Linked DNA regions of Homo sapiens: region 1 is linked to region 2. Evidence: chromatin loops called from intact Hi-C (ENCODE). Cell type or tissue: gastrocnemius medialis. All regions are shown on one strand.

Region 1 (2,500 bases), 82 kb after region 2:
TATGAGCCCTGAGGAGTCCTGCTATTGGCCAGGTCCTCACTCTGTGCAGGTGGTCCACATACTGTCCTGGGTCATCTTACTCAATCCTTACAACAACCCTGTCAGCTGGAAATGATTATGCTCAGTTTAGGGAGGAGGAAACCAAGGTCTAGAGAAGCAAAGAAAAGTATTCAAGATGACACCCTGGGTGGTGAAGCCAGGGCATAAACCCAGACAAGAATTCAGTGTTCACACTTTAAAAGTCATCGTAAGATGGAAAATATCACAAGAGTTAAAGACATAGCCATCACCGGCCTCCACAGTTACCAGCTTACCACCCATCCCATTTCATGTGTCCCCCCACCAATCACTCCTCCACACCCTGGGTTAGGTTGAAGCAAATTCCAGACCTCACATCATCTTTAGATAGTTCAGCATTGTCTCTAAAAGATAAGGAAGGGCCTGTGTTCTTAACTACAGGACCTCGCATGGAGTGGACATCAATAACTATTCAATAAATCTTCACTTATTATCTATGTGAATAAAATCTCTAAGCATCTGTCAAGCCAAAAGTGTATTTGCGCATCTCTAAAAGGCAGTCAGGAGTAGTGGGAAGATAACGGGCTTCACCATAAGCTTTGGGTTCAAACCCTGGCTCTGCCAGTTGCCATGGCTATGGGATACTGGGTGAGTTCATGGAAACTGCATGAGCCTCCGTTTCCTCCTATGAAATCCACACATCATGGCACTTTGACTTGTAAAGTAGTTAGGATTCAATGAGCACATAAATGCGGGCACATGCCCTGCAGAGAGCCTGGCTTTCTGGGGTAGTTTGTCAACAGCATAACCCTGAGTAACTCATCGAACCTCTTGTGCTTCAGTCTCCTCATCTGTAAAATGGAGTAATAAGAGTACCTGCCCCAAAGGGCTGCTGTGAGGAGTCAGTGAGTTGATCTATGTTAGATGTGGGATGCCTGGCACTTAATAAGTGTTCCATGTGAGTTACTGATCACTAGAAGCCTGCAGTGTGGATAAGTAATGTCCAGTGTAGGGGTTATTATCCTGCAACATCGAACAGCTCCGGATCAAGCTATGCTTAAGATTTGAGCAATGGTTCTTACCTGGGGGCAATTTTACTGTAATCCTAACTGGGGGCAATCTGTTGTCTTACTGACCCCAGGAGACATTTGGCAATGTCTGGAGACACTTGTGGCTATAACAGTTGGGTGGGTGAGCTGCTACTGGCATCTAATGAGTAGAGGCCAGGGATGCTGCTCAACATCCTATGAGGCACAGGACAGTCCTTTCAACATACAATTATCTGGCCCAAAATGTCAGTGGCAAGGTTGAGAAACCCTGGATTAGAGAAAGGATCGGGAGGGGGTTAGCTCCATTGCACAGAGGCTGGGAGATTGACGCTTCAGTCATCTGGGGCTGTGTCCAGACTCAGGAAATTAATGGGATTTTTTCCATCTTCAGCAGAGTAGCAGTTGATCTGGTTCTTTCCGGAAGACAGCTGGATGTGGCAGCACGCCCTTTTTGAGTTGGGTACACTTTGTCTTATGAAGTGTCCTCTCCAAGCCTCTGCAGCTGGTTTGGGAGTGGCCAGGCGCTGGTGGGTGGAGGGTTCTGCAGCACGAGGGGGCCCAGCTCCCTGCCCGAAAGCAGGGTCAGGTGGGGATTTCTGGCAGCAGCTGGATGTGCTTCTGGTCCCAACCTGGAGACAAGAGGAGGGATCTGGGGATAGAAAGCACATTCAGAGAAAAAGCACGACGAGGACATCATGAGCTTTGGAACCAGATGGGCAGCTGTTCAAATTCTAGCTCTTTCAGCTACCACTGGATGACCTTGGCATGGAACTTACCCCCTCCAAGACTCCTTTGACAAGACAAGCAGGAGTTGTCCAAAGTCCCAGAGTAACCAGGGCTTGAGTCCATGTTTCTTAATTCTCAGTCTAGGCCCTTCCCCATGCATTCATTCATTTATTCATCCATTTACTCAATCAGCCTTACATTTGTGATAGGAGATTGGAAGGGTGAAATGGACAGTGGCCACAGAATAAAGGGCCTTGTAGATCCTGGCAAAGAAGTTAGATTTTATTCTAAGAATGAATGAAAACCATGGAGGGTCTTGAGGGACATAATCAGACTTAGAAAAAGTCTGTTTGACTATCGTATGAAGCTGGACAGGCAAGAAGCCAGGGGCTCAGTGACAATGGTGGCTTTGACAGGGTGGTGGCAATGAGGTGGAGAGGAGAGAGATTCAGGACACATTTTGGAGGAAAAGCCAGCAGGTCCTGCTCATGAATTGGGATATGGTGGGGGTTAGGAAAGGAGGGAATGGAGAGTAACTCCTCGGCTTTGCTCCTTTACAGTTGGGGAGACATGGAGGCCACTAACTGAGATGGGAAAGGCTGGGAAAGGGGTAGGGTGCAGGGGGCAGAGATTCAACAGGTCTGCTCAGCCATGGCAGAGCTGGGAGCTCCACAGGAGACCCCGAGTAAAGATGGCGCTGCCTGACA
Region 2 (2,500 bases):
TGGCTGGTAGGAGGCAGATTCCGAACTCAAACCCAGGTCCGTCTGACCTCACTGCCTCTACTCTTCTCACCTCTCCCCCAGTGCCAGCCCTTGCTACCTCCACCACACTTTGTAAGATAGGACCAAGCGGGCAAGCCCTTCAGGAGCAGCATAGTGACCTCTGCTCTGCCCAGCACAATCGTTGCTCTCCCTGCTGCTTAAATAACTTGGATGAGTAAATGATTGAAATAACCCATGAGAGAAGTGAATGAGAACTAGTGAGTAATTTCAAGATGGACTTAAAGTCACAGGAAGAGTGTAAAAGATTTTGAGCCGGGCGCGGTGGCTCACGCCTGTAATCCCAGCACTTTGGGAGGCTTTGGGAGGCTAAGGTGGGCAGATCACCTGAGCTCAGGAGTTCAAGACCAGCCTGACCAACATGGAGAAACCCACTCTCTACTAAAAATACAAAGTTAGCCAGGCATGGTGGCACATGCCTGTAATCCCAGCTACTCGGAAGGCTGAGGCAGGAGAATCGCTTGAACCTGGGAGGCGGAGGTTGCGGTGAGCTGAGATTGTACCATTGCACTCCAGCCTGGGCAACAAGAGCAAAACTCCGTAAAAAAAAAAAAAAAAAAAAAAAAAAAGATTTTGAGCTGAGCTCCTCATAGAGTGGGCCTGCCCCTGCCCCCAAGGTGCCCTCTTAAAATGTCCCACCTCATCCTCCTCACTAATTCACAGCTGCCACCCCTTCCAAAACTCCATATTAGCTGCACAGGACACCAGCATGTTAAAGAGACCAAGTTAGAAGGGTCCTCATGATATCTTCAACTTCAACCTCTTGCTTCATCTCCCATATGTGCTTTGTGCTTGGTTCACAGCTTGGCGCAGAAGAAAGAGCTCTGGGTCTGCCACGAGAATACAGGGCTCTGAATTCTGTCCATGCAACTACACAGTACCATTTCCAGCAGTACTACTTCCTTCTTCCTAGAAAGGCTCTTTCCTGGCAGGAATGTATACACAGTGCCCTCTAGTGTCTAAGGACAGTACCATGCTGCTAGCAGAGAGCCAGGATCAGAGAATGCCCCACTGCAGTTTCCCCTTGCATCAGATTTTGTGGTGCAAATCATCTACCTAGGGCTTAGAATTTATTTTATTTTATTTTATTTTATTTTATTTTATTTTATTTTATTTTATTTTATTTTATTTTTATTTTTATTTTTTGATACGGCGTTTCATTCTTGTTGCCCAGGCTGGAGTGCAATGGTGCAATCTCAGCTTACTGCAACCTCTGCCTCACGGGTTCAAGTGATTCTTCTGCCTCAGCTGGGATTACAGGCATGCACCAACATGTCTGGCTAATTTTGTATTTTTAGTAGAGACGGGTTTCACCATGTTGGTCAGGCTGGTCTCGAACTCCTGACCTCAGATGATCCACCCACCTTGGCCTCCCAAAGTGCTGGGATTACAGGTGTGGGCCACTATGTCCGGCCGGGCTTAGAATTTTAAAATCCGGCCTGGTGGGGTTCGATGGGAGCTCCCTGGAGAAAAAGTTTTGTCAAGTTTTGTGAACAAGGTGAGAGTCCAACTCTGGCTTTCCTAAAGACACTCTCCTCCCTCCCTCCTCTCCTTGAGTTGGGAGAGTGAAATTGAACCTGTGGGGGTCTCTCAGTCACTGGGAGAGAGTGTAGGATTTGGAGTCAGACAGAGCATATTTGGATCCTCACATTGCCAATGCTTCCTAGCCCCCAGGAGGCCTCTGGGGCAGCCAGAGGACCTGGCCATGGAGCCTGAGGCCTAGGTTCTGGTTAGGGGCCGGTGGGACCCTTCAGACATCAGCATGGAGGAGTCTTGCCCTTTGCCAGCTGTTGGGCCCCATGGAGGGGGAGGAGCCATGTTGCCCCCTTTCTAGAATCTCCTTCGAGAAGAAGCAAGAAGTGTTCTCCCTGGATCAATGCCAGCTCACCCTGTCTTCTTCCCAGTGGAGAACTGGGGATGGGAGGAGCAGCCTGAAGTGGGCGGGACTCCAGCCCTAGAAAACCCCACATTAGAATCCCACCCTGCCACCTTCTGGCAGTGGCCCTGGGCAAGTCCCTGAGACTCTGAGCTGCCACCCCCTCCTCTGGGGCCAGCAACTTGGTGGTTTAGCCTTGGTCCAAGGGCTGGAGATAATGGACTCCCCAGATGTGCTGTGGCCTTAAGACATTCTCGGCCCCTCCTGGGTCTGCCTGGGAAGGGGAGAGAGGAGGTGCTGCCGGGCTGTGGGGGCGGGGTAGGCAGGACCTAGGGAGTTGATGGAGAACCCATCTTTCAAGGACTGGTCTCAAGGGGAATATGCAGAGCCCCCTCCCTGCTCCTGTACCCTCACTCAATCCCCTTCTCCACCTGTCCCTGCACAGCTGCCCAGCTGCCTGGGTGGGGCAGGGCACCTGGCTGGGGTCCCTGCTCACCAGGACAGGGGAGTACCTGTGTGGGGGAAGTGGATGGGGGTCAGGAAAGTGGTCAGCTACAGCCAGAAACC

The links. Hi-C counts contacts between places; a loop is a spot of excess contacts. Peaks named below come from ENCODE experiments on the same cell type or tissue, not always from the same donor. Only the 100,000 strongest peaks of a DNase experiment are listed, where the experiment ranks them.
Region 1: it touches region 2 in a loop (2.7-fold over the local background); 1 of 110 quality-filtered maps calls a loop at or near these places.

What each region holds. Positions count from the first base shown.
Region 1 is chr1:18,763,050-18,765,549 of GRCh38, forward strand. No RefSeq gene overlaps it. Among named protein-coding and RNA genes, the nearest start is that of TAS1R2, 95 kb to the right of the region's middle. In gastrocnemius medialis, no CTCF peak of the experiment used is centred here; a DNase peak (open chromatin) is centred at 1,502; H3K27me3 peaks cover 1,046 bases.
Region 2 is chr1:18,680,566-18,683,065 of GRCh38, forward strand. All of the region lies in intron 4 of PAX7 (paired box 7), which reads left to right. Among named protein-coding and RNA genes, the nearest start is that of PAX7, 51 kb to the left of the region's middle. In gastrocnemius medialis, CTCF peaks have their summits at 1,029 (motif pointing left) and 1,228; no DNase peak of the experiment used is centred here.